Linked DNA regions of Mus musculus: all the other regions are linked to region 2. Evidence: chromatin loops called from intact Hi-C (ENCODE). Cell type or tissue: left cerebral cortex. All regions are shown on one strand. Region 1 has its middle 72 kb from the start of Sstr1. Region 2 has its middle 120 kb from the start of Sstr1. Region 3 has its middle 11 kb from the start of Gm30687.

Region 1 (4,000 bases), 52 kb after region 2:
CACAGATATGTTATAATTGCAAGCCTGATATTTTCTTTAATTATCAGTTTTACAAACAAAACTCCTTTTAGTTGAGTTTACTATAGAATAGGTATTGAGTATAATCTCAGAACCTCATCAAATGCCATTTGTTTTATTCAGTGATTAGGATGTTCTATGTCTTTGAAAAGTATCCACTTTAGACAACTATTAAGATGATTTGTTAATAGTCACTCTCATGCACAAGGTAAAAGCAATCAATAGATGTATTGGACATTAATGTTCATGGAATATGCTAGTGTTATGTAAAGAGATCTTGAATTATAATTAATCAGCTGGTTTAGACTCACTGCTATTTGGATGTATATCCTGAATTTCACGTATTTAAGTCTTAATCTTTCATTGCAATATTCTTGAGAGGTAGGACTTGTAGGATGTGGTTAAATCTTGAGGGTATGCTCACAGGAGTGCATTAAAGGTTACCATGGGAACTGGTTAGCTATCCCAGGAGTGGGGTGCTCATTCACTAAATTGTTCTCCATCTCTTATCCCCTTCTTCTTCCCTCTTCCTTTCCCTCCTTCTCCTGTTTGCATCCCTACTCTTGCTTTCCTTTTACCTTACATCATTGGATGAAGGAGAAAGTCCCCTTGGCCTTGCACTTCCCAGACTCTGTGACTAAGAAACACACTCCTACTCTTTTAAATGTCCAGTCTTATGTTTTTGTAGCAGCACACAATCAACTAAGGACAACCTTGCTTTCTTGTTTTGTACAATTATACAAAGGTTACTTCAAGTCACGTCATAACAAATCATGCTATTGAAAAATTATTAGTGACTTACTTTGATGTAAGAACATTTCATCTAACTTTTACTCAAAAAATAAAGTAATGCATTTGTATTTGTTTGACATTTGAATCTTGTTTCAAACTTGGACATGAATGTCTTGTAATTACTGGCACAAAAAGAGGGTAGAGAACTGTTAGGACAGAAATGTTAAATGAAGCATAGTTCTGCTCTCTAACTTAACTCTAGCTTCAATCTTTGTTATTAAAATAAACATGGACCCAGAGTATGCTAAATGAAACAATCAATTTGTCATAGTTAAGGCTCGACTAATTTAGGATTATAATAAATGTATTTCTGGTATGTGCTAACACTCAAATATTTTTTCTATCAATAAGTGGGTTGGTATCTAAGTAACAAAATATTTTAGTTAACAAGATTTTTATTTTTTATTTGTATGCATGAGGACCTACATATATGCATGTATACAAGATGGATGTCTGGTGCCTATAGATACCAGAAAATGCCATCAGATTCCCTGGAACTGTAATTACTGCCAGGTAGGTGCTGGGAACTGGAGACTTTACAAAGGGAGAAAGCATTCCTAACCGCTGGATCGTTTCTCTAAATCCCTAATTTTTAAAATAATGATATGTCTTTGCAAGCCCTGGGTTGGTTAGTTCAGACCTTTAATTCTATCATTCAGGAAGTAGAGAGAGGTAGATCTCTATTAGCTGGATACCAACCAAGTCTACATAGTTGGATTCAGGGAAGGGATACACATGATACCCTGCCTAAACAAACAAACAAACAAACAGGCAAGCAATAAGGTTCCCAATCAATTTAAAACAGATCAATTAGCAAAAATACCATCTTCTATATTATCTTTAAGTGCATCTGATCATATTAAGAAAGATTACTTGCTTGTATGTTCTTCATAAGTGTGAGGGTTAATTTCATGTGTCAGCTTCCCTGAGGAACTGAGTGGCCAGGCATTTGGTGTAGCACTATTTTGAGTATATCTGTGGGTTTTTCTGGTTGAGATTAACATTTGAATCAGTAGACAGAGAAAAGTAGATTGCTGTCTGTGTGTGTCTGGGTGGGTGTATCATCCAATAAAACATAAAGGCTAAGCAGAAGAATAAATTCATTTTGGCTCTGGTTACTAGAGCTGGGACATCTGTCCTTTACTATCTTTGGACTTCTCAGATCTTGATCATGGGAGCACTGATTTGGCTGACTTCCTTGCTTCTCTGTACTTTGGTTGTAGCTGGAAACTACACTGTCGGCCCACTGGTTTCAAGTGTGACAATTAAACCTTGAGACTTCTCAATTTCTGTGATCATGTGAGCCAATTCCTTGTCACAAATCTCATTGTTTTATTTACATATATATATATATATATATATATATATATATATATATATATATATATATATGTATATGTGTGTAGAGCGTATGTGTATGTATCATTTATGTATATATATATATATTTCCTATTGGTTATGTTTCTCTGAAGAACTCTGGATAACTAAATAAACTAATTTCTATGAAAATACAAACAAGCATTTTTGTATTATAAGTAACCCATTTTTAATTATTTATTTTATGATCCATATCACAGACAAGAGTCATGCTGTGTGATTTTTAGTTGATATTTATCAGGAAAAAATGCTCACTTCTTTGTGTATTTAATCCCTGTCCTGTTTTTAATAATATATGGAACAAAGTTCACATGAAATTTGAATTATCTGAAGTGGCATTTCTCCATTAGTTGGACATTTGAATAGTTTCTAGCATAGTGCTCTAAACTTTAAAATCTGAGTTCTGTCTATTGGCAACTCTATATTCTCGCCATGAGTATTTATTAGTTCTATAATCAATTACAGTTTTAAAAATTAAGATTTCCAGAATTAGCCTTTGATGCTTTCTTCTGGAGATAACTATAAGAGATTATCCAAGTTAGGAAAAACCAGACCACAAAGCCCATGTTTATATGATATTACTAATAAGCAGCAAGTGAGTACACACCTACAGAAGACCTAAGACCCCCTAGGGCAAGCATTTTCTATCTTATTTTTTCTTTCTTATTTATTTGTTGATTTGTTTATTTATTTTGAGAGTGTCTCCTTATGTAATCCTTGCTAATGTCAATTTTTTTGCATACCAGGCTGACCTCATAAAAAACTAATACATATATTAAAGTGATATGCTTCATAAATATGTCTAATTATGTGCCAATTAAGCACAAATGAAAAAAATGGTAATTTTTTTCCTCCTTTAGCTTTAGAAGAGATTGGAGGAAAGTCATTGCCTGTGGACTCATCCTGTCCAAAAGAGTGATCAGCAGCTAATGATGCTACGCCAAAATGAGAGAAGATGGGTTGGAGACAGCTGCAAGGATGTTACCTTGGTGACCCAAGTACAATAGCTCAGGAAAGAGAATGGATCAGAGCTTTGTCAGCTCCTTAAAAAGTTCCCACAGCTGCTCTGAAATGAAGACTACCTAAATTTTAGATTGCAAAGCCACCAGAGAAGTGCAACTGGTTGTTATTTGCAGTTCCCAGGGTGGATGAGGGTGATGAGCACTTCTCAGTCCCTTATATCTTAAAGCATGGAAATGACCAAGATCTTCAAGCAGAAGGCATAAGATAGTTGTCCTAAGGAACATTTCAATTTGCAAGTTAACATTAACACTTTATTTTTAATTAATCTAAAATATATTCCTGCATATTTTCAATGTGTACAATGTGTTTGCATGACTTATATCCTTCTCCTATCCACTTTAATTTCTCCTGTGTTCCCTCTCCCTCTCAATTCATGATTTTATCTTTAGTTATTATTGATTCATAGGCACAAACATGTGTATACACACTTGCACAAAAACACATATACACATAACCTACTGAGTCTTTTTAGTGCTACATATATATTGGTATATATGGACATATAGATGTTTATACTATATATGTTTATACATATGCGCACACACATGTTTAAGGCTGTTCACTTGGGTGTAGGCAATAGCTCATCCCTGCAGAAGACCCTGTCTCCATCTTTTAGCAAGCATTCATTGGCTACAATTCTTAATCTAGGGGTAGAGTCCTATAAAATTTCCTCCATCTACACTGGCATGTCAACTGGCCATGTCATTATGTGTGTCTTACTTAGGTGACCATATTTTTGGAGTTTCATGGGTGCAGCTTCCCGATAATATATAGAGACAACAACCAGAAA
Region 2 (4,000 bases):
AAAGGTGGGTGCAATGGGGCACAAATAGCTTTTATCTGGTCTTTCTGCCTATAAAAATGGTCAAAAATATTTCAGGTGCCAATAACTATCACATGAATTCTCAGCCATGCCTTTGTCAGGTATGAAAATGTACAATCATATACGGTCAGATATATTGTTTGAGAGCCGATAGAGTGACATAAGAGAACTATTCCTTATGGCTTCAGCTCTTGGTTTACCTTCAATATTTTTTAGAGCTGAGCAGTTAAGACTTGCCAAGACTTACATAGTCTATACAGAGACACACTGGTTGCTGTTGTTCCTTCTTCTAGATAGTTTCTTCAAGGATATCTTTATTGGAAGCAGCTTTGGAAGATGAAATCTCTCCATGCAGAAATATGAGACACTCAGAGAACTGTTCCTAAAACCTGTGCTACTGAGCTGCCTTTTCACTCTCTCCAGTTATCAGTAAGGGTCTTTCTTCAAAGAGCACTCCTCTATCTTTGTAATCTTTGTCTATAACCCAGTAATGTACCCTGAATGATATACCCATTTGTATAAGTGACTTTAAACAGCTTTAAAAAAAAAACTTGCCTAAAATCCATGTTTCAGATTGCTAAAGCAGGAGGGCTTCAAACTCAGGCATCAACGAATCAACCTAGATACAGGAGAAGACTGTCTCAACAGACAAAGTTATATGTACAGACTTCAATTAATAATTGTTCTGTGTTAAATGTCTCTTTGAATAATAATTGATAAGTCTGATGATGGAAAAAAGTTACATATATTTTCTGACTGATGTGCTAATGGTAGCCCATGTCTAGTACACAAATGTCCTCTAGAGTTACAAATTATTTTGCACCTGAAAAATCTCTGCTAGATTTTACTTTATGATTCTGTTGGCAGTGAAATTCAATAAACCTAGCACATTGCTGTCATTAAAATATGGCCTCTCAAAATAGTTTTCTCAAAATAGGCTACAATATAAAATATTTAAAATTTACTCTGGATGTTGGAGGGTGTGTTCATGAGTGTCTACATGTAACCACAGTAGGAATCTATGGCACATTTGTGGTTTGAGATCTAGAACAAAGTTAGTGTTCAGAAAAATCTCAGAGTTAACTAAGATTATGGGGAATATATATTTGTGCTAATATATTAAAAGTTCTATTGAAGAACTCATGAGAGGAATGGTTAGTGATACCCTAAGAAAGCCTCATAGAAGAGAAATTTAAATGAAAGTTTAACTGAGGACGAAGCATTTCTAAGTTAAATTTCAAACCACAGGAGGTATATAGCACGGGATACTGTACTCAAAGCAGGGCATACTCTGTAGGTCAGGTTTAAGGTGTTCACAGGGCAAGAATCTTTACTGTATTGTTACAGTCTATAAAGGCCAGCAGTTCTTTTGAAAATTTGCTTTTAATTAGCACACAAAGTAATGAGCTTTATTATGGCATTTTTATACATTGTTTTTGCTGATTTCCCTCCTCTAATTCCCTGTCAGGAGTACCATTCTGAGAAGTAACTGGCCATGGTTCACCTAGCTTTAATTAGTTGCTGCGCTTACAGAATTCTAAAGTTAAAACTGTAACGCATACAGTCTACACAAGCCCTAATGTACACAGTTTCTTGAGCTCTAAAGATTTCCACTCAGATGAGGAAAGATGTTTAATGTGCTACTTGACCAACCTGGGCAGAGATATGAACAGGATTAGCAGACAAGACTGCAAACTAACAACAAAGACCAGGCTGTCGGAAGCAATGGTGCAATGGTGCATAAGAAAATGCAGATGAACTCAGCTCATGGCCCTAGGTATCTCACTGCTTCAATATGCTGTGCACTGTGTCAATTTGCATTCACCAGTCTCCTCTGAGTCATCAAGAAAGATTACATCATAGAATTTTATAATCAGACTAGAACTCAGAGGTTGTCCTGTCCCTTCTACCCAAAAAAATTATAACCTCAAACTGAGACCCACGTCTCCTTTTCTGCTGAAAGTGAATTGAATCCATACTTGTGAGGCAGCTCTCATTTTATATAGCTCTGAAGGTGTAAAAGTCTCCATATGTCACACTAAAATCTTCCTTGAGGATCATTTCCTCCCACAGGGAGTTTCTGAGGAGATGGGATAAAAAAACTACTCTCTTTTTTCATGCATGGGATTCTATTTGACATAAGAAGAAGGGGTAGAAAAATAGATCTGCAGACAGTTTCAGCCTCTAAAATCTCAGCTATAGGAAGAAAGTTCCCGACAAGTACCAGATCATTAATTTTCTTCCAGACTTATAGCAGCCTTCAGTCATGCCTGCATCCATAGTGATGATGTTCGTTTGGATACATTTCGAAATGCAAAGGCAGTGTCCTTAAATGACACACAGACAGCTTTAGGCGCACCTTGAGGTCCACTTTCAGCAATTTGAGATAAAAGCAAAAATATTGCAAAGTTCTTCCAAGGATGAGAGAGGAGGCTGTCTACACTTGCCTTTTTCTTCTGTGACAGGGACAAGACGGTCTCTCTTAAGTTGAGCTCACAGTGGAAGAACCAGAATAAACACAACTACTTTTTATCTTTTTCTAAGTCTAAGTAACTTGAAGAGCATCTTATTTTCTCCCGTGCACAGCCATAGAGCATCTCAGTTTATGATGTGTTTGTGTTCCACTCTTTTAAGAATCTGCTTCTCACTCTGACTGAATTCTTTTCTCTCCTCCTCTCCTCTTTTTTCCCCCCCTTCCTCTCTTTTCTTCCTCCTGCCTCTGTTTCCTTGTTTTGTCCTCCAGGATGATCTAAAACTTGTGATTGTCCTGCCTCATCTTCCTAAGTAGCTAGGATTATCAAAGCATGGCCCAGCTCCTGTATTTCTCTCCTTTCTGCTGCTCAGAAGTGTACCTACTACTCCCTCACAAACTTCTGGCTATTTTCAGGGTCGGGATAATTCCTCAGTGAGCTATTACATACGTTTACATAGGATGTCACATACTGAGCTAGAGTACAAGAGTAAACAAGAAAGTAGAAATTTTTTTTTCCTCTCATACTACTAAATAGTCAAATAATGTAGACTTATAAACAAATAATTTTGATAGAGTTTGATCTGTGTTGAGGAACCATGCAGAGTGCTGTAAGGACCCATACAATAGAGAGTTGCTCTGGATGGCTTAACAGAAGAAAAGGGTGAGACTGAGGGTTGGTAGGCATAAACTGCACACGGGTTTGCATGCGGACAGAACAACACAGGCAGTGTGCTTTATAAGGCAGAGATGAGAGAGCAGACTATATCCAGATACAGAAAGGCACTGCTCATGATTGGAATCTGAAATGGGGGTGACAAGAAGTGAGGGTTGAGGCAGCATAGATAATCAGGGGGAAGCTCACAAAGAGTCCTTAGAGCTATTAAGGAGTCTGGGCTTTGAGAGTGTAGCAATATGATCTTATTAAGCAGGTGGGGGTATGAGATTTGATAACATAACAATGGATTCTTTGAGATAAAAATGTTTTAAGTATCAGATTGGAAGCCAAAAAACAAACAAACAAACAAACAACGACAAAACAAAAACAAAAACAAAAAACCTAGTAGAAACTGTAGGACTGATCCAGAGAGAGATGGTGATCATGGTAGAGATGGAGGGAGGTCGTTGGATTGGAGATTCATTTAAGCAATAGAGTCAGAGAAGAGAGAGCTTGATTTAAAGCTGAGGGTGGTACAGAAAGAGGAATTGAAGTTAACCAGCAGCTTTCTGACTTGAACAACTGCAAGAATGGAGGAAATGAAGTGGGGAAGACAAAAGAAAGCACACGAGAAGGAGGGAGGGAGGGAAGGAGGGAGGGTGGGAGGAATGTTAGGAGTGTGGTTTACAGTTATCTAAATGGGAAATAATTTGGATATTTAAGACAGTCACAGCCAGTAGCTCAGCATATAGCTGCAAGGTTCACAGAAAAATAAGATTTCAATTCTTATGTAAAGATCTTATCGTTTTAGTTGTAATTGGCACTTGAGGGATAATTCCAGACCACTAGAGATG
Region 3 (4,000 bases), 340 kb after region 2:
AGCCATAAATGACACCCTGAAATAACTGAAAATAAGGAAGTCCTTGACTGAGAAAAATGTTTATTAAAAAATAAAAATAAAAATGTACATTGAGGCTATTAATATCTCTGGTCAATTATTACTGGTAATGTTTTACTTTGGCTTTTTTTTTTTAACAAATATTACCATATCACAGGCTTGCATGCAGAAGAAAAATCACAACACATACAGAGGTTGGATTTCAGACACTGACTGAGGAAGTAGAATACATCCTAGTGGATAAGAAGAATCTACTGTATGTCCCTTTTTTCTCCAAGATCTGTCTTCCATGAGCCTCTATTTCATTTATGAAAGGAAATCTTATTAGAAGAAAAGAACTCAGTATATAGAGGCAAACATACTAATCAGAGGCTACTTTAAGTTCCCTTGTGAAGAATAGGAACTTTTCAAATCTATCTCATATCATAAAAAAGTAGCAAGATGCAGTAAAGTTAAGAAAACAAACTAGTGGGAGTATATACACTTCTAAGATAAACACCCAACACTTACTTAATAAATGCAAAGTGAGGTGTAATGAATGCTTAAACAATGAATAATGAATTCAATTGGTGGATTTGATGTAACTTTGCCTATTCACTATGAACCCTAACCTCTTCTTTCTTAGAATAGAAATACTAAGAAACACTAGAAATAGAAACAAATAGGTTAAAACCAAGGCCATTGGCAAGCACAGCTAACAAATTACAAATGCTATAATGTGTGACTGATATTTGTTTATATGAATATCAAAACTCTCAACCATGCTGCAGCACATACAGGTAAGGAAATATCTGGAGTCTGGGAGTTCAAATAACAGTCTCAAAAATAATTCAACATATTCTTCTTTAGCAGATAATATAAACATAAAAATCCAACAATATTTGATTCAGTATATTGGACAAAGTCACTAAAACAAAAGTTACACTTCTTGTTTTGCCTTACATACCAAGGTTTGACTCCCAAATGTTCAGAGTCCTAATGTAGCACCCTTTCTTTTGGAGAAATAACCCATTTAACCACTGTTATGTCAGCCTCCTTTTGTGAACATGATGCCCATGAAATTCATATGTGTTGATGTACATACCCTGAATTATTCCCTCTAATTGCAAAAAAAAAAAGTTCAATTAAATTAAAAAAAAAAAAAACATGGCTGCTTGTTCGCCCAGCCTGATGTTACACATTTAGTTCATCACCTGTCTTGGGCTAGTGGTGATAAAGCGTCCATGAATATTCATATCCCAGGGTTTGCGGGGCACATATTTGCATTTCCCTTGGAGAAATTCCTGAGCTGACTTTTCTGGTCAGTTTCTGGATAAGTGTGTGCTAAAACATAAAAATCTACCACTAGTCCCCTAAAGGCAGGAAATCAATGCCTATAAAGTCCTCAAAGAAAGAGCAAACGGAGATTTATGTGTCTAGTCAACACATAGATTAGATGTAAAGACAGAAAACAGACCTTTTGCAACATGAAATAGATGTACGTTTGCTGAGGCTCTTAAAAATTTGTAAGAAAAAGTGCTTCTGCTTTCCAGAGCAAAAGCCTGACTGTGAACAGAAAATCCGCTTAGCCTCAGAATTTAAAAAACAAATATGAAAATTTTTTGTTGTAGACTAGAATGCAAATGCCCTAGTCTAAAGCCATGTAGAAATAATAAAATTCATTGCTGTTGGCTAGAGAAGCGAATGGTGAAGTTAGATAGTATGAAGGAGCTGATCTTTCCTAGATACAAAATTAAAGGATATTTAAAATGGATAAAATAATAGATGAATCTATAAAAGAAATTAATAATCCCTAAAGTATAAAATCTGTGTAAAATGTCTCAGGGGGCAGGGAACAAATGAGGGTTAAAGTTAGCATGCCTTAGCTGTAAACCTGTTCATAAAGGAGGCCAATGTAAAGAGTAGATGACTAAGTATATTTCAAGTCAATCACTGAGAAACATAGACTGAACAATTCTAGGTGGGCTAGAGATAGTAAAAAGAATTTGTCTAATTGGCAGACATTTTCTGGACTTGATCTCCAGCCCTCAGGGGGCGGGGAAGGGACATACTTTCTTCTACAATTAAAACAGAAGACGTGACAAAATATGATGCCAGATTCAAGAACATTTTTGTAAGTCAATAAATTGATTTTTCCATGAAAATAAGGCTTCTTATGAGGCATAACGCCAAAGCTAACAACACTGTCTGCCAAACAGACTCATTTGCAACAAAATCCCAGTGTCCAGACAGCACTGTGAACCCAGAGCTCTGAAACCCAGACAGCACACACTGTGAGCCCAGAGCACTGTGAGCCCAGAGCACCATGAGTCCAGAGCTCACTGTGAGATGCTTAGTGAAGGTTCCATTCCACCCCAAAGTGCCCTGCCGCCTAGAGAAAAGCAGAGAGGCCTTACAGCCCCAGTGAGCTATGTTAGATTCTAGTTCACAAGCTGTGTCTCTCAAAAAATCTGCTGAAGTGTTTTTTCTTCCATTACAAGCATTAAAAATACTTTGGAGATTTATCACTTCCTGTAGAGTTAGCACCAAGGAAGCTAAGAGCTCCCCACAAGAGTGTGCTGGGCCCCACTTTCCCTGTCTGTCCACTGACCAGAGATCATGTGAGACTGACAGCTGAGTCAGAGGTATAAGAAGACAAATGGTGATCTTCCGTGACAGAAATCGCTTTCCCATCCCCTAGGCAGCCCCCGCACTCCATTTGTGTTAGGTCTTTGCCTGTCCTCATGGTTATAAGAAGCCTGGGCCAAGCAGCCCAGGAACAGAAGTAGTGCAGGTCAGCGTCTCATGGAAAGGGGCGACAGACAGAAAAGATGCATTAGAGCAATGAAGAATATGGATTTTGATTAGTCTGACCATATTTTTAACTAAAATTATGATAAAATCCAACTAAGAGTCTATCCTTGCGTACAGTAATACTACTGTGACTCCTCTTGGCTTTCAGACTTGGCCTCAGATACACGCATTAGAACCCTGATGGCACACTCGGTGCTATTCAAGGACACTCCATGTAGGAAGGGTGCTTTACCGCAAATACATTTTAGAGATTTGGATTATGCATGAAATGTGGAACATAAGGTAATAAAATGCAAAATACCATCCATCCTCTGAGTTCATTTAAAAATTCCATGGCCAGAAAAAGAGTTGCATCAGATTCAGTGCAGAGTCTCTCCACCCCCAAGGTGAATGCTTTTTCTAAGGCGACACGGGGGCTCTGAGAGGAATGAACCATTTGAAATGAAAATGCCCCCAGGGAAATGATGAAGAATGAGTGTTAAAATAAAAATGTTCTCAGCTCTCTCTCTCCCTTTGGTGTAAGACAGGATTCTATAAGCTCTGCCCCCTGACCATTATAAATAAATACACAGAGACGAAGTCACTGTCATACAGATGAGAACTGCTGTTTTCCCTATCCTGATTCATCTGATTCTCATCCCCCAAATAAAATAACCAACTAATTTAAAAAATATTACTTTTTGTAATAACAGGATTGTACAAAATCCTTATGATGTCCCTATCCAACCAACACAGTAGGCTTTCAATAGCTAACGTGCATGGAATGGCACAAATAAAGTTTATACTCTAACCTTCTTTAGGAGTTATGACTACCAAAACCCAGGCAAATGGAAAGCTTGATTCTGCTGACAGTTTAAAACTGTGGGGTTACAGAGGATGCCACACAGACGATTGTGTGTCCTACAAGTGATAACGTGGATATCCAGTGTTTATGAAAATGACAGGACCTTTCTTGGCTCTTGGATGTACTTTGAAGTCAGAAGCCAAGGTGCTTAATGAACATTGTCATGTAAACTTTCACTGACCAGTGGCCTCCAGGTTATGAAGTTCATGGATTATGGATCTTGGAGTTAATAAGACGTGGCCAGCTTTGCTGGAGAAGGGATGAGCTGGTCAGTCCAGTTTCCATTTCAGGTGTCCAGTTGCCCTACAGGTTCAGTCACATACTCAGTGTGGTTCCCAGGAAAGA

What was found. Hi-C counts contacts between places; a loop is a spot of excess contacts. Peaks named below come from ENCODE experiments on the same cell type or tissue, not always from the same donor. Only the 100,000 strongest peaks of a DNase experiment are listed, where the experiment ranks them.
Region 1: a loop joins it to region 2, with 6 times the contacts of the local background. A loop is called at or near these places in 2 of 42 quality-filtered maps.
Region 3: a loop joins it to region 2, with 10 times the contacts of the local background. A loop is called at or near these places in 2 of 42 quality-filtered maps.

What each region holds. Positions count from the first base shown.
Region 1 is chr12:58,137,401-58,141,400 of GRCm38, forward strand. No RefSeq gene overlaps it. Among named protein-coding and RNA genes, the nearest start is that of Sstr1, 72 kb to the right of the region's middle. In left cerebral cortex, no CTCF peak of the experiment used is centred here; a DNase peak (open chromatin) is centred at 1,922.
Region 2 is chr12:58,085,512-58,089,511 of GRCm38, forward strand. No RefSeq gene overlaps it. Among named protein-coding and RNA genes, the nearest start is that of Sstr1, 120 kb to the right of the region's middle. In left cerebral cortex, no CTCF peak of the experiment used is centred here; a DNase peak (open chromatin) is centred at 2,000; H3K27ac peaks cover 1,868 bases.
Region 3 is chr12:58,423,912-58,427,911 of GRCm38, forward strand. No RefSeq gene overlaps it. Among named protein-coding and RNA genes, the nearest start is that of Gm30687, 11 kb to the right of the region's middle. In left cerebral cortex, no CTCF peak of the experiment used is centred here; DNase peaks (open chromatin) are centred at 2,471 and 3,124; H3K27ac peaks cover 2,230 bases.